Regions from separate parts of the Mus musculus genome. Here region 2 is linked to region 1. A link is a loop called in an ENCODE intact Hi-C map of the cell type or tissue named here. Cell type or tissue: gastrocnemius. All regions are shown on one strand. Each heading gives the region's core, and the rest is flanking DNA. Links, peaks and the distances in the headings are about the cores only. Region 1 has its middle 21 kb from the start of Rbfox1. Region 2 has its middle 160 kb from the start of Gm29854.

Evidence for each region. A loop is a pair of places that touch in the nucleus more often than their neighbours do. Peaks named below come from ENCODE experiments on the same cell type or tissue, not always from the same donor. Only the 100,000 strongest peaks of a DNase experiment are listed, where the experiment ranks them.
Region 2: it touches region 1 in a loop (6-fold over the local background); 3 of 42 quality-filtered maps call a loop at or near these places.

Annotation. Positions count from the first base shown.
Region 1 is chr16:7,041,110-7,056,528 of GRCm38, reverse strand. It overlaps a transcript of Rbfox1 not described here. Among named protein-coding and RNA genes, the nearest start is that of Rbfox1, 21 kb to the left of the region's middle. In gastrocnemius, for the core only: a CTCF peak has its summit at 6,731 (motif pointing left); DNase peaks (open chromatin) are centred at 6,726 and 7,097; H3K4me3 peaks cover 619 bases; H3K27ac peaks cover 1,683 bases.
Region 2 is chr16:7,923,325-7,938,743 of GRCm38, reverse strand. No RefSeq gene overlaps it. Among named protein-coding and RNA genes, the nearest start is that of Gm29854, 160 kb to the right of the region's middle. In gastrocnemius, for the core only: a CTCF peak has its summit at 6,204 (motif pointing right); DNase peaks (open chromatin) are centred at 6,228, 6,866, 9,447 and 9,831.

The DNA of each region.
Region 1 (15,419 bases), core at 3,567-11,566:
GCCAAGCACATTACCTACTGTGCCATCTCTGTAGCCCTTACTCAATGTAAATGCAAACTTTGATATATATACATATATCAAAGTTTGCATATATATATATTTTTTTTAATCTGGTTTTGAACTCACAATTGTTCTGTTTCGGAGGTCTGGAGAGATGGCTCAGTGGGTAAGAGCACTGATTGTTCTTCAAGAGGTCCTGAGTTCGATTCCCAGCAACCACAATTGTTCTGTTTCCCCCTAGAACACTGGGAGTCCAGATCTATGTCACTCACACCCCAGACTCCAAAACTTCCATAGAACGCAATGTATGTAGGATACAATTCTCATCACTGGAAGACTTTGTTTCAATCTTTCTAACAATACCATGGCCTCAGCAGTACTCAGAGGGCTGCCTTCTATACAGGAGAGTACTGGAACCACTCAGGGCTACGTGAGTGACATATCTCGTCTTCAACACCACACCTGTCTGACTCCCAGTCCTCTCTCCCTTTTCCTGGGTGCCACTAAGGAGCTTGCTCTTCATTCATGTGCCCACATAATATACCAGCTTTAGTCTCAAACCTCTAAGTTCCAAGAAAGACTCTGTGGGCAGTAAATGAGAATTCCAAAATATCCTTCTGGAGATGGGCCACTGCTTTGGGACTATGTCATACCGATGGCACTATCTCCCCTCTATTTGTGCCCAAGCATATAAACATTGACAGAAAACAGGTGCCCCTCTCCATATATCTTCAAATAATGTCTAGCATGGAGGGTTGCCTGTCTCTTTCACAGATGCTGGGAAGTGCACACCTGGCGTAGGCACCAACAGTCCTGCATACCCAGCCATCACAGCTCCGAGCTCAATAGTCAGCACTTTACAATATGCCTCCTCGTCCGCTTTCATCTCCCTCAACTAACTGCTTGGAGGCGAAGGTGGGGATTCACAGAGTCCAGGATCTACATTTGTTTCATGACTACCATACAGATCTTACCTCCCTTGAGACTTCATGGCTGGCCTCAAAGATGAATGTGCCTTTTAGGACCAAAATAGAACAAAGGGCTGAAAAGCAACTAAAGGATTTAAAATTAGGATGGAGGAAGAAAGAAAGAAAGGAAGAAAGGAAGAAAGGAAGAAAGAAAGAAAGAAAGAAAGAAAGAAAGAAAGAAAGAAAGAAAGAAAGAAAGAAAGAGAGAGAGAGAGAGAGAGAGAAAGACAGGAAGGAAGGAGGGAAGAAGGAAGGAAGGAAGGAAGGAAGGAAGGAAGGAAGGAAGGAAGGAAGGAAGGAAGGAAGGAAGGAAGGAAGGAAGGAAGGAAAAAAATAAAAACCTTGGTCCTGGAATAGTCTGCCTTAACCACTTAAAAATCAGCAGTGATGTCCACTTTGAATATAGTGGGTCCCCATATGTCTGTCCCCTCCCACTGGGACCCAACATTTGCTATAGCTTTTTATCATGCTGGCTAGCAGTATGCTCATCTGCCTGCCTTGTGGAGCAGCCTTGGTGTTATTTTTATGATGACTCGGAGCCTTTTTTTCATGTCGCACTTCTCCATAACTCTGGAACATCACACACCTGTTCTGCACACAACACAGGAGGAGATAGAGATGGGTCTTGTGGAGGGAGGAGAGAGGTGGCCATTTCTGCCTGCTCTGAAAAGTCAAATGAGAAAAGAAGAAGCTGACAGAAGCTATGAGGTACCTTTTCTGCCTTTGAGGCTATATTATGTGCCAGCACTTTGTTTAACCAACTATTTTTGTGTTCACATGTTTGTTGAGAGAAGCAAGCATTTGCACTTGTTTTATAAATATGAGCTCAGTTCAGTCTCACAATGACTGAACATGAGTACCCTAGCTCCTATAATTGGTTCAGTCTCACAATGACTGAACATGAGTACCCTAGCTCCTGTAATTGGTTCAGTCTCACAATGACTGAACATGAGTACCCTAGCTCCTGTAATTGGCTCAGTCTCACAATGACTGAACATGAGTACCCTAGCTCCTATAATTGGTTCAGTCTCACAATGACTGAACATGAGTACCCTAGCTCCTGTAATTGATTCACTGTCACAATGACTGAACATGAGTACCCTAGCTCCTGTAATTGGTTCAGTCTCAGAATGACTGAGCATGAGTACCCTAGCTCCTGTAATTGGTTCAGTCTCAGAATGACTGAGCATGAGTACCCTAGCTCCTGTAATTGGTTCAGTCTCAGAATGACTAAGCTCCATTTTCACAGGTGAGAAAACAGAGCATGCACTGAAGGGAAAATGGCACCCTGGGGCTTATAGGTGAAACTCTTCTACTATGTTTTATTCTAAGAATTACTGTCATTGCCTATTGATCACTGTTGCCTACAGCAACACCTGCCCTTCCACCATAGCCACCATTACTACCATCTTGAGCTCACCATGAATACCTCAACCCCTATTTCTGTCTCCATCATCACCTACCAATACATTATTCCACTACTGCCATGAATATCAATGTAACCTACAACCAACAAGTCCATTACCACCTCAGTCTCCAGGATCACCTGCTATGACATCATAGCCACTATCGCCACCATCTCAATCTCACCACAAGCGGCTCAACCACAGTCCCCATCATCAACCTACTGTCCCATCTATGATCACCAAGAAGGTGCTGGCTTGCATTTCCACTACCATGTTTATGGTACACCTCTGTTTACTTGATTATGACCACCACAGTCTTTAACTCCACCTCACTATCACCATCATGCTCATTTCCATTGTCACCTGCTAGTCCATGAACTTCACCTCTACTGTGTAGCCAACAGTGTTGTGTCTCCACCATCACCACCAAGACCCCCAATTTTATAGAACCATGAACACTAAAATTTTTTACTACCAGTTCTTTCTTTACCACCACCAGTAAGAGTAGAGTGTAGACATCTATAGACTTTTGCCTGTAGTTGGATATCATACTGGATACTGTACAACCCACTTCATGTTATGTTCCTGACAATGCTATGCTTCTTATCCTATAACTCTTTCTATTGCTCAACTGTGAAAGCCAAGTTCTACAACAGTTCATAATTGCGCCTAAATAGATATTTCTATAAGATTTGTGACATATTTAGAATCCAAAACCAGACCACTCTCACCTGTGTGTGTGTGTGGGGGGGGATGCTGGTCAAAGAATAGTTGTAGGAGTTGGTCCTCTCCTTCCACCATATGGGTCCTGGGGATTGAACTCAGGTGCTTGGTCTTAGCAGCAAGCACCTCTAAGCACCTAGCCATTTAGCTGCCTCTGAAGTGATTTCGTCGTTGTGGACCTCATATGCTCTTGAATTCCTGTCTGGATAGGTTTTATTACTAGGTCATGCTGTGCTAAGAATATGCCACTAAGGGTTAAAAATCAGCATTTCTTTACTTCTGTAGCACTCGCGAAACTCTTAGAAGCCTGGCTTCCATAGCTGCACACCTTTGTCATGTACACTGTTGTAATTGCTGGCTTGAATTAAAAGACAGCATTTGAGAAAGTTACACATGCAGGAACACACACACACACACACACACACACACACACACACACGATATAAAAGAGTGAAGAATCTGCTTCTCTCATCCGCACATCATCATCTTGGTAGGCATGATGAAGAAGGAGGAAATGTGGTCAGATTTTTGTGTGATTTTTTTAAATTTATATTTTCCACGATGCCATCAAAAGCTGTGGGAACAGAGGGATGTTTATTTGGGTGAATCACCAGCTTTGCACAAATCCCAAGTGCTAATTGCATAATGGGTCTTTATAGAATGCCATAATATGGGTTCGGCTGGTTTCTCTGTTTTGGGTTTGAAAAATAGATTGTTTAATAAGCCATCAAAGCTATATGTTAGCCAAGTAAACAAAGGAGCAGATGTTGACTGCCGTCTTGTGCCTCGTAGACATAATTAAAGACAACGAGGCACTGGCGGGTTCAGAGAATAGAGGACAAACACAGACAGACACGCACAATAGGATCATTGGAGTCCCTTTCAGGGCACCTGCTTTCTCCGTCTGAAATGCTGCATCGTGTTTCCGGTCCTGAGGAAACATGGCAAAATCTTTTCTTTACTTATGTAAATCTACATTCACCCTGCCCTCTGCTTTTCAGGAAGATAGTGTAGTGAACATCAGCCCTTCTCAGCGAATCTGTCTCAATTTCATGACTACTGACTTGCACATGAGGTCGTTTAAAAAAAAAACAGTAATATTTTCATAGGCATAAATGTTGATGAGGAACCAGTTAGCACCCAAATTTTGATATTTATCAAAGAGTTTCAAGCCGTTGTTTTGAGCGGGAGGCAGAGTGGAGCTTCAGCGTGAGTTTCTCCGTTTGATTCTCGTGTGAGGAGCCTTCTCAGCTGACATGCTTATTTCCTAAGCTAAGAGCTTTAAGTACTTGTTTTCTTTTCCTTTAGTAACAGCACTTGGAAATCCAGTATTTCAGCTACCCCAAAGCCATCGTCTTGGGTAGAACACTTAAAGTAGCGCTTGAATTTCCTAAATACCCTTATTTCTCCCTTCAAGTTCTTACTCAGTCCTACCCCGGTTTTGTGTTCTTCGTTTTACAGTGGGGAGAAAAACACAGACACACAAAATAGAATTAAAACATGCAGTGCAGAATGAAAACAAACCAAGGGACAAACGAGACCATGATGATGCTGCTCTCGGAGCATGCAATGAAAGAATTCACAGCTCCAAAGAAACCAGGCTACTGTAACTTCTTTTTTTCACTAAAAGCAAAACAAACAGTCTCCAGGCTTAAAAATCAGAGTGCTCTACAGCTCACTTCAGAGAAGTTTCCTCGATGCAACATTCCAGGCCCACATAAAAAGCACTCCCACTTGTTCAAAACAAGGCAGAACTCCATTCTGGTGAGTAAATGAAATTGTAGTAAGTCTGAGAAAACATCCCCAAAGCCATTGTTTTAAAAGCACAGGAAGCTGTGTGCTGGCTTGTCGAGAATAAGTAGCATTAGCCTTCAGTAAGCCCTTCCTGCCTCCTCTGCAGGTTCTGATGATGCAGACAGAAGGGGGTTCTAATGGGGTTTGCATCTCTTCATGCTAATAAAGTAGCATCAGTCCATTTTCAGGAGCAACACTGAAAAGCCTAAGCATCCAGTGAAAGGCAAATGGGGCCAGGGAGCTGCCAGGAAGCCAAGCCCTTACCCTGAAGCACCTATGACCAGTTGCATCTCCGCCTTCATTCATTCTTTATGGAAGGGCAACGCTGTCCGTCCCTCAGTGGATCTGATCCGCACGGGCTTGTGCACGCACACAAGCACTCAGACTGCGCACACATCCACACACCATCTCAGAGCTCTGAGGCAGTAAAGTACCAGGCTCTTTTGATTTATGAAGCAGCCTTCACAGCAGCAAGCTAACAGCATGGCCAGCCAGGACCCCACTCCCTGAAATGCCTTTATGAACAGGACAAGGCCCTGCTCGTGAACAAAAGCAGCGGTGTGGCTTATAAATCATTAATACAGATGGAGCCAGGCAGGAACTGTATTCCCTGCTAGCTGAAGAGCTTTGGTTCAAAGAGAGGTTTGGAGGGCTGGAATTGGCTTTGCAGAAACACACTCTATCACTGTCTGTGGGTGTGACCTAGAAGCCTCGAACTTTCTCTTTGAAACCTCTGTAAATCCAAGGTTACTAAGTGTCCTAAAATACAAACCAATAAACCTAAGGAGTTAAGATGAAATCACATGGCTCAGGCCTATAATCCCAGCACTCACAAGGCTGAGGCAGGAGGACTGCCATGCGTTTAAGGTCAGATTGTGTGACATAGTGAGCTTGATACTAGTCTGGTCTAAGGAGGCAGACCTTCACATAGCTAACTAATGTGAAACCAGAATCTGCTTCGGGGAGGAAGGATGCTCAGAACAACCTCATTTCTAACAAGTCTTTTCTTTTAAAGCAAAGTCAAGGGGCACCGTGGTCAGTAGAGCTGTCCAGACAAACAGCCTGGCACAAGCCTCTTACATCAAGTTACACCAGAAGCTTCCAAGGCAGGATGAGGCAGGACAGGCAGCTCACTGCAGAGTAAGGTCTAGGCATGGGGTCTGGAGGAAGAACACTTTGTGACTTGAAACATCAACCACCGAAGTTTTTTGTTCTGAATGTTAAAGAACAAAAGAATGAAAGAAAGAGAGGAGAAAAGGCAGGCAGACAGGAAGGAAGAAACAAAGAGCAGAAGAAAAGAAGGAGGGAAGAAAGGTAGAAAGGCAGGTGAAGCCTAAAATGGACTTGCTGCTACGCAACTATAATCCCAGCACTAAAGAAGCTGAGGCAGGAGGATAGTTGAGTTGGATGCCAGTCTGTATTTCAAAGCAAGACCCTGCCTGGCAAAGAAAATGATAAACAAATCTAGGAAGAAGAAGTAAATATACCAACTCCCTGGAGGCCTGTGTGTAATATTAAAAGAGATAATCCACGTAAATATGCTGAGTCATGTGCTTGCCACCCAGGACTCCATAAACGTTATTGATTATGTCACTATTTTAATTATGCCCTTGTCATCATGGTGCTGAGGATGGCAAAATTGTCTGGTCCCCTCAGTGGACTCACAGTATCTCTTCCTGTTTACAGAAAGGGCTTCCTTTCCCAAAACTGATCCAAAAGAGAAAAAAAGGGGTTGGGGGAGTGAGGCGGGGGAGGCTATAAGGATCATAAAAACAAAGTGTGGGGGAATCCTGAGTTTGACACAGAGACCCCTAGTGGAAAGAACTGAAATTGCACCAACAGGCAAAGACTCCTTTCTCTTCCTGCTTCAACAGCTCCCCCTCTGACTCCTTGGAGAGGAAAGTGTTGAAGTTGGGGGAAAAAAAGAGAGAAGAAAGAGAAAAAGGAAAAACAAATGCATAGCTTTCTGCAGGTTATCTGGATGAGTGAGCCTGTCAGCCCATGTAAGCAGAGGCGATGGATGGCGAAGCCAGCGCAGAGCTGATTGTAGGAGATGCCTTTGTGTTTCCAGAAACTCCAGGAGTGACCCAAATTGAGTCCCTTACACCTTGCTCTTATGTTCCCAGAATAAAAGGGACAAACAATCAGACAGCAGGGGCTCTTCTGCTTCTCGAAGCACCGAGAATGGAATGAACTCCTCTCCTTTAGCTCTCCCTAGCTAGGGCGCTTACTCTGGTATCCAAGTCAGTGATCCAGGGACCCATCCCTGTCAGGGCTCCTCCTGATGGTCCGCGTTCGAGCAGCCACTCACTGCCTTGAAGCCTATTGGAATCCGCATCAGCACGTTCCGAGTCTCCAGCACGGGGCACCACGACATTCTGAATAGAAATAAACGAAGCTCCTGCAGTGTGATTCCGTCAGCTTTTGAGAGTAAATAACTTTGCTGCTGACAGGAGCCGGGTGATTTTTACTTTCCCTCTTCCCGTCAGAGAGCATTAATTGAGCTATGTAGCCATATCACAACCACCAGGGAAAGACCCGAAAGAGGAAGGAAAGCAGAGAACTAAGCAGACAGGATGGATGAGAGACGCAGAGTGGCCCTCGATTGCTGCTGGTACCTATAACCTCAACAGACCATAGGTACACACATAGGTATTCCCATTCAGGAAAATACAAATAGAAGTGGGAAGCTTCCAGGAGCCGGCCCTCTGTTACCTTAAAACAATTCTCTATCTCTTAACGGCTAAGTTAGGATCTGCTTTTTTTCATATCTTCAGTATCTATGGGCTCTTTGCTGCATCTCGAGCCCTGAGTGGTATCCCACTTCACCTCACCAAGAACAATATACAATGGCATTCTAGTCTCGATTTTTTCCGAAGAAGCAATTAAGGTCCAAATCAAGTTAAGTGACTTGCTCAATTCAGTCAGATCAGCTCATGAATAACAGAGTTGGGATTTGGCCTCAGAGCCCGTTCTACACAAGGACAAGAGACACCTGCTTTTTGTAGACTGTTTTTGGAGGGTTGAACACCCAGGCTTCTAAGGCAACATCAGTGTTCGCATGTCATTTGGAAATATTCTCTCCCTGACTAAGATTCCATAATTGCTCCTCATTGTTCCTGAAGTATTCCAGGAGAGGGGCATCATATTTCAGTCCTTATCCTCTCCAAAGAGCTAAGCACTACTTAACCCAGGCTCAGGAAGCAGTTCTCCTAGAAGGAACCCCACAGATGCTTGCTGCTATTTCCAATAAGAAAAATCCCATTCTCCAGGTGAGTGCCAGGCAAACGTCTGCCCCCAAGGAAAAGAAAAGACTCATTAATCCCAAAGTCTCCTTGTATTCTACTCCCGAGCCCAGGGAAATCTGGGCCCTTAAATCCTAAAATTGCCTGTACTTTGTTCCATAGCCACAGAAGAGAAAGAAAAATAGTCATTAAGTCTCTGAAAACACACACTGGCCTTCTGAATTTACCTCATTCGCGCTCTGCTTCCTATTCTGTGTGTACTGAAACAACGCAGAGAAAAAGATCAAAATGAGGTGCAACTGTCTAGCCACTAAGGCCTTGGTGAGCATTAAGGACCACAGCAGCAGCCTTCTGACTCAGTCCATTGTCTCAGAGCCCTCTGTACACTCTAATCATTAAGTACAGGATGTCTTTCCTTTGCTGTCTGCTGCTGTCTGGGCAGAGGGATGGAGAGGTGACATAGAGAGAGATGTAAGTTAATTATATGTGCTTTCTCTCTGCATATTGGACCAGAGGAAGGAAGGAAGGAAGGAAGGAAGGAAGGAAGGAAGGAAGGAAGGAAGGAAGGAAGGAAGGAAGGAAGGAAGGAAGGAAGATGTAATTCTAACCCAGACATGACATAAAACACTCTATGGACCAAGCTGATGTGTGTCTAAATGCAGTATTATAATGATGTTAAGGATGCTAAGACTCTCCCAGAGACAGAAGCTCTAGGCTTTGCTTCCTGAGGGCATCTGTCACCCCGTGGGGGTTCAATAGGCACAGAATGAGCTGAGGGTGGTGGTAGCCAAGGCCTGACATTTCAGCAATGAGGATGATTGAAGTAGGAGGAACCAAAGTTAAAGGCCAGCCTGGGCAACTAAGACCTTGTTTCAGAATAAAATGTAAAAGGAGGCCCGAAGGTTACTGGGAAAGCACTTGCCTAACATGTACTAGGCCTGAGGTTTAACCTCAAATTCACAATAACTGAGACACACACACACACACACACACACACACACACACACACACACACACCATGTGAACTCTATAAACCTAGAATCAGTGGGCAAGTATGAGAGGGAGTGACTGTGGATTTTCATGTATACTGGAAACCATATCACCACTATAATTGGGCAAGGGTACCTGTCTACTTAAATGTAGGCTTATTTCAAAATCTGTAAAGATGTGTCACCTGCTGTAGTTATTAGGTAAAAACAAGGAAGGTGGAGAAAGAATGGGCCATGTTTGTCTTGTTCACATCATATATGTCCCTTGACATGATTACATAGTTGTCAACAGGAGCCTTGGCACCTCTTGTTGAATATGACTCCTTAGCAGTTTGATCAAAGCTCTCCCCTTCCTTACTGTCCCTGTCTTGGGTCCATACCTCACAGGTACCAGGTCACAATTCTGGAATGGCTTTCTTTCCATAGGTTACCTTTCCACCCTGCACCTCATTCAAAATGATGTGAGCCAATCAGACCCATACTCTGCCCTTAGAGAATGACCACTCTGTATTAGACCCATTTCCACTGCTTGATGTCTCTGTGTGTCTAAGTGTGAGATTACCACAGTGTCTGTTGTAGCTGAGAATAATTCTGTGTGTGTGTGTGTGTGTGTGTGTGTGTGTGTGTGTGTGTGTGTGTGTGTGTGTGTGATGCGTGCTTGCTGGTACATGTGCATATGTGCACATGAAGGTCAGAAGACAACCTATTTCACTCCTCCGACGCTGCCCGTATTTTCTTTGGAGTTGGGGGTCTTTCCTTGGCTTGGAACTGTCCTGGAAAGCTAACTTAGTTGACTAGAAAGACAAAAGGATCCTCTTATCCCTGCCTTCAGAGTGCTGTAGTTTTTAGACATGTGCCAACAAACCTGCTTGGTCCCTCCCTCCAGCAGGGCTGGGTACTGAGCACAAAACACGTGCAAGGCCAACACATGACCACTTACACTGTCACCTCCCCCACAGGGTTCTTGCTCCTTCTTTACCCCTAGGCTGAATTTCTGGCTTTTCCTCTCAGGTCAGAAGAACAATCAGGTCTCCAGAGCCTCCTGAGCCTCCTTCTCCTCTCCTACCCCATGCTCCCTAATCTGAAGCTATTTTCTGGGTTCATCTCTATCCACATTCATTCTTTTACTGGAGCCTCGGCTGCACAACAGCATGGACACTATGTAACATTCTAAAATAGCGACAACACTTGGAAACAATTTTCATAGAAACAAGTGACTATACTTCCGCTGAACATTACACTCAAGTGGAGGGTGGTGACTACTCTCTTTCCTTGATCTAAGATTCTAACCCACATACTTATCTATTCCTCTCTGTTCTGAACAGCTACACTCAATATACATCCGCCCTGAGGCATTGTGGGTAAAATCCAGGAAAAGGCTGAAAGACCCCAACTATCTCACTGCAAAGCTAAGATGATGCTCTGGACACTGTCAAACACTTGTTAAATACAAGAAATGTGGATCTGCAGTAGAGGAATCTAAAGCAGAGGCTCCAGGCAGTAGACTGAAATCGTCTTTTGCTCTTTCTCAGCCAATAGCAAACAATCATGGCTGCAATATCCTAGGAAGAACAGCGACAACTTCCCAAGCCACGCCAGGAGTCTGCACATTTCCTCCATCGTCGATTTCTTATCCTTATTAAGGGCTTGGGCACTGAATTTGAGATCCCTGGGTAAGCCATTTCCTAATAGTTTCCAGCTATAAGAACAGACCGTGTGACCACTGCCCATTTCCCCAACTTACTTGCACTCAGCGTGGTAAAAGAGCCAAGGCCCTTCTAAGCTATTATGCTTAAGAGCTGACCCCATAGAGCCAGGAAAGGCAAGTGACATCAGGGTGACAGCCACAGACCAGAGCTCAGCCCTGCAGGACTCTCTCCAGCAGCACTGGAAACAGGCAACTTTATTGATGAACGGAACTTTCTATGTTTGTCTTAATTGAATTAAGCAGCACACTGGGACACCTCTCCGTGTCCATTAAAGAAGTCTCTGCAGATGGGACAATTATGTCCATGTCTGCCAGCCCTGCCTCTTTCTCAGGATGATACCCCATGCCCATCACCAGCCCCCTTAGGCACAGATGTGCCAACCTGATTTTGTTTACTGCGCCGCAAAGTCTTTCTCTTCCAGAAGACCATGATTTGCCTGATAAACTACACTGCTTTTTACCAGCCAGTATGAATAAACAAGCATTATGTTTTCTCTTGGGGCAGGGAGCTTGGCGAAATGAATCAGAAACCCCTAAAAAACAATTGTCTACCCTCAGCACATCAGCTACCGGACAATCACTCAAAGGGCAGCTGTAAGGAAAACAGATGGTGTGTGAGCACTAATGATCCAGGCTTTCTCCATTCCCAGCTCAGGCAGAGCTGCTGGCTTGCATGTTCTGACACACAACCTACCACGAAATGGCAGACAGAGAGGGATGGCACGGAAGACTCCTGTCTGTGGACAGGCAGACGCGTTATGTTTTCCACAAATGACGGTTGCTTTAAGTGGCTTTAAGGAAGTGGCAATCTAGATAACCCTGCAGCCAACCAAGTTCATGACATCTTTCTCTCCACGGAGGTGAGGCAAAGAAGCAGCCCAGTCCAGTGGACACTGGGCCTCACCCTGTTCAGAACGGTGACACGTACTTTCTTTCTTTCCTTAGAAAAGGCCAGAAAAAAAAAATCCCAGCAGGGTTCGTTAATCAAACAATTTATAGCAGACAATATCTGAAGACAGAGGCAGGCAGACATCTCATGGCAAACAGCTAGGCAAGCCTGCAGATATGCTCATTCTAGCCACTTAGATCCCTTTAAACAATTCAGACATGAAGATAATCTATCCTAATTCTCTTCTGCATTATTGACACTATTGACTACCCCCAATCCACAGCACTAACTAATAAATCAGTATGGGATTAGCCAAGAAGAAAAAAATGTGATAAAGTGTCATTTGTGCCCTCCGTAAATCATCGGATGGAGAGACGCAAGGGGACTCGCTGCAATGAGAATTGAACTTTCCTACGCAGTCATAATGGTTATGCCTTACCTAATGTGTCCCAAATTTATAAGCTCATCTGATGCATAGAGGCCGGCCCCCCACAACTCCACTGCCATCCAACCTCTGTGAGAGAGCCCTTCTACCCCAGTGAGTTTCCACACTGAGCAGCACTTTCTAATTAAAGACAGAAAGGGCTGATGTGCGGGTTTCAGTTCAATTGCTTTCGATCTGAAGGTGTCCACCATGAGCAATGGCTTCATTTACCAGGAATTACCCTTTGTACAAACCACTTCACTATTTAAAACAAAGCTCATGTATCACCATTAGGTTGGGAAAAATGACCCATCGTTGGGTATTGACAGTGGTGTGGGCCACTTCAGAGCCCCCTTCTCCTCCCCTCTTTAATGTGGATTTTAAGTATTTGACTCATTGTTAAATTTGGGCTGATTAAAAGGTTGGGAGTGAACAGTCTTTGACAGATTAGAAGGCTTCATGGAACAGACCCGAAGGAAGATACTGAGGGTGGGTCGGGAACAGGGAGCAGTAAGTTCCTATGCTACTGGGTTTCCTTAGGAAGTCCTAACTCTGTGAAATACAGCTCTGGAGGCCTCGTGCTTGAAGTGTGCATCAGAAAACAAACTGTAGTGTCTGCCTATCCTGCTTGTGGTCTCAGCATTCCATCCCAAGAAATGGGTATCTGGTGTTTGTTCCCCACACTTAGGAGATTTTATAGTGCGTGTGTGTATGTGCCCTGTGTCTGTGGTGTGCACGAGTGGATGTCGTGTGTGAGCATGCACTGTTTTCTATTAAGCAAACAAAATATATTTACCTTTGATCTCACTGATAATAAGCTCCAAATGTGGAACCAGAATTCAGAATTTTCTCTCAAAGCAAGAATGTGTAAATGTGTACCCAGGCAGGAACTATGGAAAGGTTCTGCACTGGGAGTATATATAAGCTGGAAGACCAGTTGTGGGAAGATGTCACCATCAAAGCAGCCAAAGAAAAGGGCCACCATGGTGCATGGAGACATGAAGCTGAAGCACGTGCTTTCAGCCTTTCTTCAGGCCTTCACCCTTTCTATTAGAAGTGGGCTACAGCCATAAACCCATGCATCATGCTGCCAGTGCTTAAGCGTGCATGTGTGTGTCGATGTGCATACATGGCAATGATGTCATTATCAGCTGGAGTATCTAGATGCCAAAAGGGCTACCCAGCTTTATCCCACCTCACAGTTCCCAACTATTGTTAATAGCTTGGATGTTAGGAAAGGAGGAGGAGGAGGAGGAAGGAGAGGGGGAAGAAGGAGAGGGGGGGGAGGGAGAGGGGGAGGAGGGAGAGGAAGGAGACAGACAAGAGAAAAGGAAGAAAAAGAAGAAATCGTAAACTTCAGGAAAATATCTATTTAAAGGGGAGTTACAAAAAATGTAAATAAATGACACAGAATAAATCAAATAATGCAAATACCAAAGATGCCACCTCACTGGTCTGAATAAATAATATATTTGTAGCAAAGAGTTTGCACTGCTTTTCCCTTGAACATTCAGTTTCTGTACCAAGACTGAGGCATCCTAATTGATTTTTGTTGTTAGTAGTTGTCTTAAGGACAAATCTGAGAGAGTTTAGGAAGGAGGAAAAGATGTTAATACCAAGGCCAAAGAAAGCATATAACCAAACCATACAGTCATTTCCTTGTGTTCTGAATAGGACTTAGTCCCTGCACCAAACTCATTCCAAGATAAGGTACTTCAGTGAACACCAGTTGTCCCTAACGCATGAGACCGTGTATGGTGTTAAAAACATGACGAGAAATGTTCGCAAATAAGAAAGGAAGATTTTAATTATTTTCTTATATAACTGGTGATTAGGATAACAGAGATTTGTGATGTATGCCATTTTCTACACACAAAATTAAATGCTTCCAATGAAGGTATTGCTAATCATAAGTGAAACCTGATTTGTCTATTTGATCCATAGGCTTTGAAAATACCATTGAGCTCTCTGTTCATCAAATGTGGATATGTAATACTAGCTATAGATTAATAGCAGAAAAGGGTATAGTGATCCCATACTGACAGATGATGTGCAGTGTGCACTGGTATGTGCCCCATGTGGATTAAAGGGACTGAATTCTCTCTAAATCAGCCAACTGTCTGAACTGCTAACTGAAAACAATAACACAAGACCCTGACATTGAATCAAGGCATCAAAAGGCTAGCAGAGATGACCCCAAGGCACCAGCCTCTGATAGTGAGAGAGACACTGGCTAAAAACCTTGATTATAAACAGGACAATCAAAAATAAATGTCTGTCTTATACTTCCATAAGAGACATACCTCTGTCATTTATACTTGTTCTGACCCCGTGACCTGCTGTTTTGTTACAACCACTTTCACAAACGGAACACACCCGTGAGCTCACTTCAAAGCCCATCTCCATCTACCTTCCTGGGGAGCCATGCTGTTGATTTAGCTACCTTTAAATATTTGTTATGGCTGTCAATGCTTTCTGTGTGAGGCTGCCTTTCCATAGCAGGTGAATTCTGTAGTGGGAACCTTGGACCTAGATGTTACACCCATCCTTTTCACAACCAGAGTGGCATCTTGCTCAAAGTCACTATCTTCCTCCCTACGTTCTCCTTAAATGAACAAACCAGTTTAATGACGAAGGCGCAAATACAAATTAATTAAAACACATACGTACCGGAAACGCAGGAGGCATCGAGAGTACCCATAGCATTCTACGTGTTAGATAACACCATTGCAATTGATTCACAAAGATGAAAGGCATAAATATAGGATAAAAAAGCTCTGATTATTCTAATAATTTGATTCAGTCCGATTGAGGTTTAGCAACTGAAGCAATGCTTACTGGGATGTTCTTGTGGTGGGTAACTGATGGAAACACACAGGCACTTGACACACATTCACAGCTGAGGCAAAGAAATGGCAGAGGCTGGTGAATCATATATTATCAATACATTCCTAAGAGAAGGTTCCTGGTATGATTTACTAAACAGGAAACAAAATAAAACAAATACTTACAAGAATAAACCAATTTATTGGCACAATGCTATTTAAAAGACTGTTCTCAAGAGAGAGAGAGAGAGAGAGAGAGAGAGAGATAGAGAGAGAGAGAGAGAGAGAGAGAGAGAGACTAGCCTCAGTAAATGTGTGGAAGAAACATTGGTTTTTTTTCTGGAGGCAACCAAACTGATAACAAATTACCCAAATGTTCAAACTAGAACCCCGGCATTTTATGAAGACATATATTCCTGTAGCACAGATTGGAGTTGGACACTTTGGA
Region 2 (15,419 bases), core at 2,756-10,755, 880 kb before region 1:
CTGTCATCACCACCTCTCCTCTCTCCATTCTGTCATCACCACCTCTCCTCTCTCCATTCTGTCATCACCACCTCTCCTCTCTCCATTCTGTAATCACCACCTCTCCTCTCTCCATTCTGTCATCACCATCTCTCCTCTCTCCATTCTGTCATCACCACCTCTCCTCTCTCCGTTCTGTCATCACCACCTCTCCTCTCTCCGTTCTGTCATTACCACCTCTCCTCTCTCCATTATGTCATCACCACCTCTCCTCTCTCCATTCTGTAATCACCACCTCTCCTCTCTCCATTCTGTCATCACCATCTCTCCTCTCTCCATTCTGTCATCACCATCTCTCCTCTCTCCATTCTGTCATCACCACCTCTCCTCTCTCCATTCTGTCATCACCATCTCTCCTCTCTCCATTCTCTAATCACCACCTCTCCCCTCTCCATTCTGTCATCACCATCTCTCCTCTCTCCATTCTGTCATCACCACCTCTCCTCTCTCCATTCTGTCATCACCACCTCTCCTCTCTCCATTCTGTCATCACCACCTCTCCTCTCTCCATTCTGTCATCACCATCTCTCCTCTCTCCATTCTGTCATCACCACCTCTCCTCTCTCCATTCTGTCATCACCACCTCTCCTCTCTCCATTCTGTCATCACCACCTCTCCTCTCTCCATTCTGTCATCACCACCTCTCCTCTCTCCATTCTGTCATCACCACCTCTCCTCTCTCCATTCTGTCATCACCATCTCTCCTCTCTCCATTCTGTCATCACCATCTCTCCTCTCTCCATTCTCTAATCACCACCTCTCCTCTCTCCATTCTGTAATCACCATCTCTCCTCTCTCCATTCTGTCATCACCACCTCTCCTCTCTCCGTTCTGTCATCACCACCTCTCCTCTCTCCGTTCTGTCATCACCATCTCTCCTCTCTCCATTCTGTCATCACCACCTCTCCTCTCTCCGTTCTGTCATCACCATCTCTCCTCTCTCCATTCTGTCATCACCACCTCTCCTCTCTCCATTCTGTCATCACCACCTCTCCTCTCTCCATTCTGTCATCACCACCTCTCCTCTCTCCATTCTGTCATCACCATCTCTCCTCTCTCCATTCTGTCATCACCACCTCTCCTCTCTCCACTCTGTTCTGTCTCTTCTCCTGGGCTGATCGGGTTCACTTCTTACCATCCTGAGGCTGTCAGGACCCAAGATGTGCCCTGAAGAGAAAAAGGGACAATTACACAGAGCGCTGGTGGCAGCATTATTGTTTATGAAATGATAGTTGCATCAGGTAGCAGCAAGTCTCAGCATTAGCACAACAAAAGCTCCAAGCCAGACCATCTGTTGCCACGTGGACAATCTGGTGGGCTTGCCAAAGCCATTTATCTGTGTCGAGTACATATCCAGCTCGGCCAGTCCTCATGCTGAGCAGAAAGGAAATGTAAAGAAAGACCCATCATTTATCACTGTAGACAGCTGGGCTAGAGTGTGGGCAGAGAAGACTTTTTTCCATTCTTTCTTGAGAAAAACAACGACCCTGAAGATGGTTAATGCTTGCTCAGCTCCAAGATTCATGCTACCTACAGCCTCCCCAGCTTACAATTTTCGTTCTGCTTTTCTATGCTGTAGAAGGCAAGTTATAACTGTGGATACTTGATTCTTTGCCCCAAGGTTTCACACACAGATGGTACCTGCAATTCTTTGGTTTTGGACTGAAGTGAGCATAGTTATTTCTACCTCCCCAGAGCTCCAAAAATAACCAGTTTCTGTAGGACCCATTGTCTTTGAAGTTCAACAAGTCTCAATAGTCAGGCAGACTGTCTGGTACATTCTTATACAGCTGCGACTTGTGGACTCATCTCGCTGAACCTTAGTGTTCTGTAACATGTCAGCAACAGCTTTAACACTGAAGGTATGTTATACAAGGCCACACCCAGCTTCTGTAGTACCCTTTCTACATACAAAAACATACCAAATTCCATTTTGTCTGAGACAAGGTATTACTAGCATTATATATTAAGATATTTTCTTTAATCTGTTGTACGCATTCTCTTTCTCTCTCTCCCTCTCTCTCTTTCTCTCTTCCTTTTGATAGAGTTTTACTTTGTAACCCACACTGGCCAAGAACTTTCTGTTTTCAGTAATACTTCTGCTTCAGCCTTTGGAGTGCTAAGATTATAGCTATAAACCACCACAGATAGCCATTTCTTTTGTTTTTAAGACAAATGAAATCATTTTCATGGGCCTTGAAAACTAGCATGAGCCATAGGCACTGGGTCTACTACTGTAGAAAGGTCCTGTGAACACACAGAGACATACAGATAATGATATTTTGTCATCTGCTATTTTCTTTAGCCTAAGGTTGATGGTTAAGTTTGTAAATAAATTAAAACATTTTCATAGATCTTAAATATTTTTGTGAGTCCTAGGTAATATGAATACTATGACAGATAGACAACGTGTGTGTATCTCATATACATACACACATACATCATATCATATAAGCATACATATATACATATATTTACACATACATGTGGAATGGCTAGTGCAGTTTTACTTAGGTGTCTAGATAGGTACTTAGTTGTTAGAGTTCCATGAATTAATTGATGTGAAACTCTGATGACAGTTTCTGGGAGCCTATTAAGACTTGGGTAAATGTCAGTCCTTTCTCAGCTCACATTGTTTTGCCTTCCTTCTATAATGATAAACACATTGAGAAGCAGTAGACATATGGCCAAAGCAGAACCCCTTGACTTAGAACTCCATGAATAAATGAAACACAAAGAAATAGTGAGGTTTCCACCAACCTATTCTGTCTTGCAGCAAGTCACCCCTTCCCCCGCAACTCCCATTTAAATGAATGGTGTTGCTCTTCCACAGAATTGGATAGATGGTTAATGATGCATGAACACATTTTATAGGAATCCACTTGACCTGCCAGGGATCAATTCCATGATTTGATTAAAGGCTTAACCTTTCAAGTCCTGTGTTGACCTCATGTTCACAGATAAATCTCCAAAGCTGATGGATCCTGGCATTTAAGAGTTGGGCTCAAGCAAAGATAGCATTCCAGTTTCCACTGTTTCTAATAGTGATGGAGTAGACCGTGGACCACAGCCGTGCTGTGTTTCTGGTTAGAGCAGGTGGCATTGCTTTGGATAGCTCTTAGATGTTCTTCAGCCTCATTTTCCATTAGAATGACTACCAAGCTAATGCTGCAGGTTTATACCATTGTTTCTCAGAGGGAGGGCTACATTTGTTTCAGTGGCTTCTGGGCATGTCTTCTGGCAGGAACTTCTAGGGCTGAGACTTCCTCCACCTCTGTAACTTTTAGGTTGTTACATAGAATAGAAGTTGAACAATGAGGGTTCGTGCTTAAGACTCAGCTGTGTAAAGCACTGGACCCCTTGACAGTTCCACCTGAGATTAATTATGATATTTGAAAGAAATAGTTAAACTGTGTAGTAAAATGAAATAGGAACACATATATGATTCTCCCAAAGAAAATTATCTAAGTATCAGACAAGGGGATGTGCTTAGTAAAACAGAAATGAAAACAGGGTTGGTGTTTTGTTTGGGGGAAAGGCTGGGAATGAATTTAGGTCACAATGACATCATGAGGTAACACACCCAACCATGACCAGCTACGGGGAGTTTAGGAATTGGCAAGGCACCACAATGGTAGGTGATGAGTTAAGGGAAATTACTTCCAGGGCCAGAGGGGAGGTGGACTTCCCTTTCTCACTCCTGATGGTGATTGAATCACGTTCTGTGCACTCAGACGCTCCAGGGTGATGTCACAGTAATGGTGTTACGTGATCTTTAATTGGGGCTCCACAAATTTCCACATTCTTCCCTTTAAAACCTGAGCTTAAAGCTTCCCGGGATGTTATAAGCCAAATAGGCACAGAGAAAAATCATGACCATTGTTTACTTACACAATGTGAAGAGCTCACCTGTGTGCATGTATAACCTTGTTAAATGTCATTTATGCTTTCTAGCCTCTATCAGATTTCTCTTTCTCCTTCTCCTTCTTTCTCTTCCTTCTCTCTCATCCTTTTCCTTCCTCCCTGTCTCCTCCTTCTCCTCTTCTTTCTCCCCTTCCAAGACAGCATCTCCAGTCTAGCTGGTCTCCACCTCCCTATGTACTCAAAGCTGGCCTTGAGCAATCCTTGTTATACTGCCAGACCCCTAAGTGCTGGAGTTACAGACACGTACTACCACATCTGATTTATATTGTACTGGATTTTGAAACCAAGGATTCACGCATGTCAGGCAAACCATCCTACTGAGCTGCATCTCTGGCCATGTCATGCATCTTCTCCTAGCTCCATTTTTCTTGAAAGAAAGAAACTAAGGTTCAGGGATGTTGAGGTACTGTAGTGTAAGAGGCAGTGAATGAAAATCTTGGCATAAACTTACAGCTCTGTAGAACCAAATCTAAAACTTCCATGAAAGTGTGTTGCAGGGAAGCTGTGGTAGAGCTTCTAGCTTCAGCTTCTAGCCTAAGCAAGTTCAAGGTGTTTTGGTTTTTTTTTACACCTATTTCTTTATATATGAATTTGAGTCGATGGATCTTCTCATATCTGCTCAGCCATGTGACACAAGAGCTTAAACAACCATCTTTGGCTTCAACATTCAGTGGACACTCTACTGACTTAATAAACAGTGACTCTTCTGTGGGACTGACCTTAAACTTGACAGAGGCCCAGTATGACAGAGGCCACACATGCCCCCAAAACTGTTTGCATCCTCAGCTACCAGCTTTTTCTCTCTTCTTCCAAATAAATTAAAACTTAGATCGTTGATGAGCAAATCAATGGTGTGGAAATTTCCATAATTATCTCTTGCTGTAGTATTCCTGAAATCTACTCTAAGTGGACTATTGCACAGCCCCAAACATGCGAGATCAGAAGAGCAGAAGTCAAACTTAATTGTTAAGCAATTTGCCTTCCCAGGTCTAAAAGCTTGATGGGAATGAGAAGTGGGTGACGTCGGAGGTGTTCAGAAGCAGAACAGTGGCCGCTGAAGACAGAATTAGGTTTCTTCCTCTAAAGGAAGAAAAAGAATATACAAAAAGATACTTGGTATGGCCAGGGTGTAGTTTGGTTTGTAGTGTATTACTGGACATGCATGAAGCCCAGAGTTCATTCTCAGGGACTTCATAAACCAGATGTGGTAGAACAGGCTCTCCAGGCTGGTACAGCAATGGCTGGGTTACTTGCAAAGGAGATAGTCTCTATGGTGGGAAGTTTTGTGAGGAATTCTGTAGAAGAATTTAACATAGTCTGTGTACTTAATGTGATTGGGCTAAAGTTACATTGACCTCAGAAAATGAAATCCAAAACGTATAAAGTTTTCTAATAAACATTTTTGTATTTGTTGAACCAAAGAATAATAAAAGTAATTAGAACAATCAGAGCTTGTGAATTAAATCTGACATTTAATTTCATTTTTATAGCAATGTACTTTTAATAATCTTGGCCAATGGACACACATACAAAAATATCTAAGAAAGCAAGTCCGTTACTGTTTCTTTATTCCCTGACAAACACAGTATTTGGATAGGAGAGATTTGTCCCTACGGTGAGGTAAGACTGAGGTATACATGCCCGAGGAACTTGTGGAACTGCTTAGCACAGTTTCAGATTCATACTACATGGTCAATAGAAATTCTTTTTTTCTATTATAATCTCAGAAAATAAAAAAATAATTAAAAAAATCTTTGCTACCATAATTGCATGGTTATTGCAATACATACCATGGTTGGTAGTCATTTTGTGCACAGAAATTTGACTAGTACATTTGCATGGGAGAAAGGTGAAAAGTGGGATTAAATTGCAAAGTCCTTGCCTCTGTGATATTTGCTTCCCATCTGTAAAAATCTGAATGCATATATGCATGCATGTTTGTATTTTGTTTGCACCAAAGGCCTCTGCAAATAACATTTTCTTCCCCTTCCTGGTACAGGCTTTACTTTTTTATTGGTATAGCATACATCCCAGGAGACAACGTTGGTCGTTGGTGATAGGTCTATTTAATGTATTAATACATATTTATATATTTAAATCTTTCCATTTGAACTAGAGTTTTTGAAGTGGACACTGACATCAAAGGCTTGTTATTATAATGGTTCCTAAATGAAGTTTTTCATATTGACGTCCAATTTGGGGTACAACAAAATGGGAATATGGATAGCTGTTTCTCTGGCCAGTAGGTGGCGAACACAAACTCTCCCAGCTTTTATTACAAGACACTGTTGTAACATAGCACTAACCAGGGTTATAAAGCACTAACTAGGGTTATAAAGCACTAACCAGGGTCATAAAGCAGCACTAACCAGGGTTATAAAGCACATAGGAAACGTGGTCAACAGGAAATTAGGTGCAGACTCAAGAAAGTTGCAGCGAGTTACTTTGACTGTGTCTGACCAGTGGCTCCTGAGGGCAAGCAGAGAATGATCTTTGCATTACGTTCATGTAAGTTTTACTTTTTATTGAACAATCTTGGTTTCATTATGCCTAATTAAGTTTTTCTTCTTTTAAAATTTTTGACACAAATTACTAAATTAAAGACTCCTTTTAGATAATACCATCTACCTGTGTGTCTCACTAACGGATTTAAGTCACTCGTCAACTAGCCACCATGGAAGAATCAGGTGTCAAGACATCTTATAGAATACTTGTTCTAATTAACTCAGATTCTCTTTCTGCTCAGGTGCATGGAGTATTGGATATGCAGCCAGGGGCTCAGACATACCTAAAATCAAAATGAATGTGTGTCATGCTTGGACAGATGAGCCCCCGCCCCCGACATGCCAGGATGCTACAGAGTGATCGTTTTGATATTTGAAGGGAGCTGTTCCCCGCCATAAAGTTGGAAGGCAGCCGGCAGCCTATCCACTTTTGGCAGGTTTGAGGAGTCCAGATGTCCATCATGAAATGAGTTATTTAATGTATCTGTGGGCTGTTTGCAAAACGGGAATGCCTCCATTTTTCCAAACATCAAGTGGGCAAAGCCAAATGTCTCTGCCATCCACCCCAACTTGGCCCAGGATATTAAGTGCACATAAAAGAGCCTTTATATCCTGTCCAATGCAAATCAAACATTTGCCTTGCATTTCGTATCAACTTAATTCCATTTCTTACACAGAAGGAGCTCCATTAGGCCACTCTGCCAAATAGCCACTATCTGGTGAACCTTTCCCCTATGGGGCAGTTATCAAACTGATCTGTTGAGGTAACACTTGGATATAGTGAGTGTGATACTATTCCATACACACCTTTCATTATATTTCACCATCAGACTGAAGAGACACCCAAAGAACTTAAAACAACAACAACAACAACAAGAAGAAGTCTGATTTAAATAAGGTCCCTTTAAGACCTGGCACTGGGGAAAATAATTCATATTGGAGAGGAACCACCTATAGGCTTTGTCTGACTGTCAACATCAAATATCAAACTTCTTAAATTCATGCCTTTATATCTTATATAAGTGTGTGTACTGAATACATGTGAATGACAGTGATTTATATCATTAAAAGTATCTTTCGGGGCTGAGGAGACGATGGACCAGGTGGTAAAGTACCTGTTTTACAAACATACTAACCTAAGATGGATCCCAAGAACCTTTGTTAAAAAGCCAGGTGTGATAGTGTATGCTTGTAATCCCAGTTCAGGGGAGACAGATACAAGTAGATCTCTGGAGCTCACTGGGCAGCCAGCCTAGATGAATCTGAATTCCAAGATCAGTGAGAAATCCTGCTTCACAAATAAGGTGGAGAGACACGGAGGTTGACAGAGGTTTGATGCTAATTTCTGGACTTCTCAAATGCATACACATGCACATGGCTCTGCGCTCCCCATCATGTGCACACACACACAAAAGCATGTACATCCAATGTACGAACACATACATTTTAAATCAGTGTGTCTGTTTCCCAAGGAAAAAGCACATATGTATATGAATGCCACATATTGTGAAACATTCTAGAGTCTTAGACTTGTAGGTGTCTGTGGATCTTCCTACATAGTTTGCAAAGGGCTCACACCTCATGTAAAACTATTAAGAGTTGAAGAGTCAGTCATAACTGTTCAAATAACATTCAATGACCTGAATGTCTGTTCGCTATTTTCATTCAAAATGGCAGACTGGATTGCACTAAGCGCTTAAGTGAGTTAGCACATTTATGAAAGACCCCCTCCCCCCCCATTTGAATGTCCTGGTTAAAGAGAAAGACAAAGCCGGGCAGTGGTGACGCACACCTTTAATCTCAGCACTTGGGAGGCAGAGGCAGGCAGATTTCTGAGTTCGAGGCCAGCCTGGTCTACAGAGTGAGTTCCAGGACAGCCAGGACTCCAGGACTACACAGAGAAACCCTGTCTCAAAAAACCAAAAAAAAAAAAAAAAAAAAAAAAAGAAAGAAAGAAAGACAATGCACATGTTAAAGAACTAAGTTACAACAAGCTATATTATGAAGAAATGTGGGAACATTGGCTTGTGACATTTTTATAGTGTCTTCTAGGTCCTAATCAGCTCTAGGGAGTTGCTGTTCAAAGCTCTCAGCAGGTCTGTTTGGGGCGTATTGTTTCTATGTGTCTAATGATACTGCCCATTCTTACAGTGTATGAGTTTTACAGTTTGATCGCTTCTGAGATGAATTTACCTTCATCTCCACAATCCACTATGTTTGGAGCAGACTATTTGCCTGCTCACTGGCTGACAGGTTTCTCTCCCTTTGCCTTGATATCTCTTCTGTTAGGCAAACCATTTGAGAAGGAGCCCTCAGGTCCCTGTGACGGGATCATCCATGTGGAAAGCTGTAAAAATAAGGCTTCGATCTCGCACAGAGGATCTCAGATGTCTGGGTTGAGTAACAATCACCGCTGCATACCTACCACGACAGGTACCCTCTATTACCTGCACAGGTTCAGAGTCAGTACTTGGTAGGGAACATACTATATTGTATTAAGTCAATGAGACGAAAGAACGAATCAGATTGAAGGAGAAACTGCTCACGGTTCTGAAGGCCTCAGTCCGAGGTCCCTAGTTTCTGGGTCTGTAGAAATGTGGAAAGTTCATGGTGCAGAGAATGGAGGGCTGAGAAACTGCTCACCTCATGGAAGCCAGTTATCCTAGAGAGGACGAGACAGGGATGAATACACATCCTTCAAGGACCCATGACCTTGAACTAGATCCCACCTTCTAACAGCCGACATGGTCTTAAAGTCATTAGCCCACAGGAGCTAATTGACTCTCAGCAGCACAGAAATACCAACAGGGAATATCCAGGAATCCGTGTGTTTGACAAATAGTGCCACATAATTCCAGCATAGATGGTGAGAAGCTCCCAAGCTTGCATTCATCAGTCATGGTGGAACTGTGGATTGCTTTATCTCGACAGATGGCCAAGAGAACCATCCCCAGAGTCGTTCCACACAAGTAGTTCTGTGCAGAATCTGTCTGGGAAATTTACCACCCAGGAGGTGCCGTGCATTCTGGTGTAGACATGGATTTAGGGGATGGGTAAATATGGTAAAAGAAGCTGCCACAGCCACAAAATTGTACTGATAGTTTGAGCTTAGCACTTCAGCTTTTTGTGAATCTACTTTCTGACATATAAATGTGTATGTATTTTGGGGGGTGCGAGTGGTTTAGGAACTCAGCTAGAGAGGGGGAGAGAGAGACAGAGACAGAGATCTGTGTCTTATAAATAACACTCAATTTGTGGTTAATATCCCTTTAGCCAGGCTATGGCAATGCTTGCCTTTAATCCCAGCCCTTGGGAGGCAAAGGCAAGCAGGTCTCTGTTCGTGGGCAGCCTGGCCAAGGCTGCACATAGAAACCCTGTCTTGAAAAACCAAAACCAACAAATAAATAAATAAATAAATAAATAAATAAATAAATAAATAAATAAATAAATAAAAGCAAGCCCTAAGTTGCTGCAGGGCCTTAGTAAAACCAGCTCTGAACAGGGACGTCTTGTTGCTTCCCTCCCCTCCCCCTCTGCTTTCTGCTTCTCCCTCCTGGCTTTCTGTTTCTCTTTAAGTGGTAAAGCTGGTTTCAGATGAGCAGTTCTCTTCCTTATATTTTAAATACTGTAGGAAGTCAGGTTTTTGACAGCTCTCATCTGCACAATTGTAATGCCAAGGAAAGGAATGGGGGCGGCGGGCGCAGACACACTCTGCCTGCACGGAGGTGTGCAAAGTGGCTGATCAGCTAGATATTTTTAAAGTTTCATAGGTGTGAGGCAGCCTGCGTTAATGAGAGTTTTAGGGGATTTCTCAAATCTAAAGTGAAGGGTGCCAAGAGTGGAGCATGACCTTGGGGCTTTCCTGTACATGTTAACTATTATTACAAAGGACTCTTTGGAAACCCTTGAAGGAAACTTCAGCAAGAGGAGACGGGGAGGGACAGGTGAGACAGCCCACGCTTGGACTGCAGAGCTAATGATGGCTGCTATAAATAGATGTGTTCGAAGGACTAGGGCAGAATACCATGGGTAGTCTGTTAAGAGCGAGACTCGGAGCCTCTGGAGCAAGAAATGCGGGGCTAGGATCCACACTGCAGTGTTTTATTTGGAAGAAAAATGAAAGACAACTTTGCCTCTGGTCACCAAAGCATAAGACTGATGGGGTTCCCAGCCGAGGCTGGCTTTTTCAGGAAATTTGTCTTGGGTTAGGATGGTTTAGGGGTCAAGCTCATAAGGAGTGGATGGGCTTGGGAAAGGTAAAGCAGGCAGTGAACCCCTTATACGCGGACCCACCCACTTGGCAGTCTGCCCAAGCCGCTTTGCTCTCCCTTCAAAGGCACGTGGTTCCCTTTTGCGGGTGGTGCAGCTGATAACCTCTAAGAGGCTGAAGACATTCCCAAGCTCGTGCAGATGCAGCTAACACCAGGATTTGGGCTACAGACTCCCATCTAGTGTTCTGGGTGGGGTGGCCGGTGGTGGTGGTGGTGGGTGGTGAATACTGCTGATAGTGGTTGTATTTGTTAATTTTCATATTGACATGTTAAAAAGAAACTAACAAGAAACAGCACAAGGGAGGAGGAGTTTACTTTGGTTTACAATTCTGGGAAATACAGTCTCTCATATTGAGAAAGCCGGGGAAGCAAAGACTGGAGCAGCTGCTCACACTACACACACACACACACACACACACACACACACACACACACAACCCGTTCATAGTCAGAAAGCATGGAGAGAGAAATGCTGGTTCTCAGCTTAGTTTTTCCGCCTTTTCATTAAGTCCCAGAACCTCAGCCCATGTAAGGTGTTTCTTCTCAAATAAATTTTGCCTGTTCTAGAAACCCCCGAAAGCCTTCTTTTCCATGTAATTTTAGATGCTGTCAGATTGACAATTAATATTAACCATCACAGTGGCTATTATGAAGAGAATAATGTCCTTAGAATGAAGAGTATTAAAAGGCCAACTGCAGTCTTCAGTTGAGTACAGAGAATCCAAATACAAACAGGCCTGTTGTGCATTGTAATAAAAAATCTAGGCATCAGGTGCGGGACAGGGCTCACTGGGTTTGTGTTACAGACTTTGTTTCTTTAGTCATAGAGTCCGGCTGGAGGAAAGCAAGTGGCCATGGCAGAGTTCAAGTTCACTGGGAGAGTCTAATTTCATGTGCAGAAACTGAGGCAGGAAATGAGATATAAGTGAGCCTGGAATTATGTCTCATGGTGACTGTCACTTACAGAAGCCAACACTTGGAGACAGTAATCAGATCTTAACAGTGTGCCTTATTCAGTGTTGACAATCAGGAAAGACAACAGACTAATCATCTTGGGAACTCTGCCTTGATTCTCATGCCAAGAAAGCACATTTTATAGATATTAGTGAGGTGGAGACAAAAGCAGTCTGCCTTTTGGGTTTAGCCTTGTCTTCTAAGTCTGGCTCTCTCTTGCTTCCCTCCCTTGCACGGTTCTCTTGCTCTGTTGGTGTCTTGGCCCAGGTACACCGTAAAACATTCTGTTTGCTTCATTTCTGCCACTGTCAACTATGGACTTCTCCAGGGGAATCTGGGCTGGGAGGGGTTAGCTCACAGCAAACCAACCATGAACAGTGTGTGCTCACTAAGCTGTTGATAAAAAGGTGCGTGCAGATCCCACTTTTATTATACAAAGCACAACTGTGTCTTAATATGGCTGCCTGGCCTGGTGCTGTGGGTCGGTGGGAGAGAGTGCCTGACAGAAGTTGTAACTGCATTATGAGGAGATGCAGCTGGCTCAGGAACTGGCATTTTTCTGGAGTGAAGACCTGTGGGGCTTAAAGGATTTTATGCCTTTCTGGGCCCTGGTTTAATCACCTTCTCATCCTCTCAGTACTTAACACCGTGCACTCCCTCTGTTTCTGTCTCATGGTTGATTCTCCTCACTACTATGTATGTGGATGACCTGGAGGCTAACAATCTATGTTTAAAGACTCCTTCAACAGCATAGAGTCAACCTTGTGTGAGCCCATACATATTCCTACAGAGTTTTGTCTTCTGCAGACATCCTAAAAATTCTTCCTTAAGTACTTTGCAGGGGACTATGGCAAAAGACACAACCAATTCTCTTCCTGACAAAGCCACCTAGGACACAGCCCAATGTGGTGACTCTCTGACTTGAAATATCTTTAAAGTTGCAAACTCAATCTTAAAAAAGACACGTGCATTATGTATTCTGCTCTATTATATATTCAAGTTGGCTTTAGTGTGAAATAATGCTGCCCTCTCAAAATCAAAAGATGCTTCCTCCCATAATTCATATACCTCTTGGTATACTGTGTACCCTAGTTTAAAAGTCCTTTGAACAGAATAAAGTAAAAATAATAATAAAAACCCTATAAAACACTGAATAAGTGCAAGTCATTCATAACGTTTTTATTTCTTAAGAAATGATTATTTTAAATAATTAATGCCAATCAAATCCACTTAAGTGGACCAGGTTCTTTAGGAATTAGAGACAGCTTTAGCCACAGCTAAAGAACCCTCCTGCTCCCCACAGAGATAGAGAGAGACAGTGAGATAGAGACAGAGACCAAGACAGACAGAGATAGACAGATGGACACACACAGACAGAGACAGATGGATGGACAGACAGACAGACACACACACACTCACTCTCTTAGAGAAAGAGAGAGAGAGAGAGAGAGAGAGAGAGAGAGAGAGAGAGAGAGAGAGAGAGAGAGGAGAATCTCCCTTCTTCACTAATATCCCCTGAGTATTTTCTTCACTATTGCTACTGGCTTCTAGGTGAGGCTTTCTCTCATCTCATTTGATAGAGATAGTTAGAGCTATATGAAGTCACACATGTAGTGAACAACAGCAATCACGTGCCTTACCCATGATGCACGGTGCTGAAAGTTCTTCAAACATTCCTTTCTTTGCTTTCCTACAGCAGGACTGTACCACAGGTGTTATGTAAGTGGCATGAGGCCCAGGGAGGTAAGCAATTCCCTCAAGGGCACACGATGTAGATGTACTATAGCTTGAAATCAGAAGTCTGTTACATGTGGTCTTGAGAAGCTTTAAAACAGAGAAGGTGAAAAGTTGACTAGCAGAGAGACTCCTCAGTGGAGCTGCATGCATGCTGCACCAAGTTCTCCACTGATGCAGGTTTCTTGAGCTGTCACCCAGGCTTGTGAATCATCCATGTGCCTGAACATAACCTTAGTAAACTCATCAGTTCATTCAATTCAATGCCCCAACTCTGTCCACAGTTTACGTTTGTAAATAAAGTTTTATTAACACACACCTATGTATAGCCATGGTTCTACTGTCAGCATCTACTTTGGGACTATAAAGGCAATGTTAAATTGTTATAACAGACTCTCATAGAAAGCTCAGACCAACTCAATCTAAAGCTCTTAACATTCATTGCAATTGTTATTTTCAGCAGAGGTTCTTTGTGGGAGCTGGAACCTGATATGTAACCGAATGCAGAACTAGCTGAGATGCAAAGGTTATGTTGGTTCAGAGGAAGAAAGATACTGGTGGGAGGTCTTCAGCCATGCATGGTGGCTTCATGTTCAAATAGGAACCCAGCAAAGCTCTGTCTAACTGACTTTCTTCAGCCTCTTGTCTCTCCTTGTTCTGTAATGTTTTCCTCTGAATTGAAAATGTATGAAGTCTCAGGAAGCAAACACAACTTAAAAGGCTCCAGAACTGTATAAGATTTACAATGCCTCACTGGGATGGTAATACAAGCTGTGACAATAATTGACAAAAAAAAAAAAAAAAAGACTCCTGTTGGAGATGTCAAGATGCTGGCAAATGGTGTAGGAATGCCAGTTGTTGCTCCAATTGGGGCAAGACTTTTCAATGGCAAATGTCTTGGAGTCATTCATGCTGTTGTAAATAACCAAAAATTTCACTGGACATGCAACCTAATTTGGTTACTCTGATCTACCATTATCAGCCTATCTTGGGTGAATATGTTTGTCCACATCACTCTGGGAAAAGTCACATAACATGGGTTTTCACTGATAGGAAGGTTGAGACAGCTTATCTTTTGCATTTTCAAATTTCACAGAATCTAGAAGGAAGGAGCTGCTTCCCTCGTCATCCATGCTTTCACCAGAGCTGCACATAGGTAAATTTGGCCAGCCAGGTCGTCAGAGCTATTGAGAAGGGAATGCTATTGATATGCAGTTTACACAACACTAAAACTTACAGCATAAGCCGACGAAGTAACTATGAAGTTTGACTTACTCTGCTTCTGTAAGTCTCTGCAAGGTTATATTTTTAATGGCATCTCTCCTCTTCTCTGACTTTTGTTTGAAACCTAGCTGAGTGAACAATTGTACCCTTTCCTGGGTAGGTCTACAGTTGCCTCCAGTTCTTTGTGCAGGACTAAGGACTCTTGGACAGTGCTCTGTCCACTTTAACATGTTTCTTGTTGTCTTTGCTTAACCCATGTTTAGGCAGTCATGTTGGTGAAAGAGGCCATGAATGTGAAAGAGAGCAAAGAGTGATATGTGGGAGGGTGTGAGGGAGGAAAGAGAAAGAAAATGGTCTAATTGTGTTACAATTTCAAAAAAATTAATAGTAAAAAATATCAAAACTTAAAACAAAGGATCAAAATAACAACAACAAAAAACAAACAAAAGAAACAACAACAATTCCAAATCATCTACCAAGAATGCTGTGTCTTCCGTGGCTTCCAGTAGTGTCCTGGTGACCATCACACTTTTCCACACCAGTTCTACAGCAGAATGCAACCAGAGAAGATGCATGATGTGAGTCTACTGCACATCTTACTAGACTGGCCACTGTTTGAGAATGGATATTTTTTACGCATGTTCTACTTCACAGACTAATACAATATTTTGTCTAGGATGTTTGTAAATTGGGGGTGCCCTTTGGCTACCAATAACTCTTGATCATTGCCAAGTAAAATCAAAATGGCTCCAGTTTCTTTCAGTGGAAG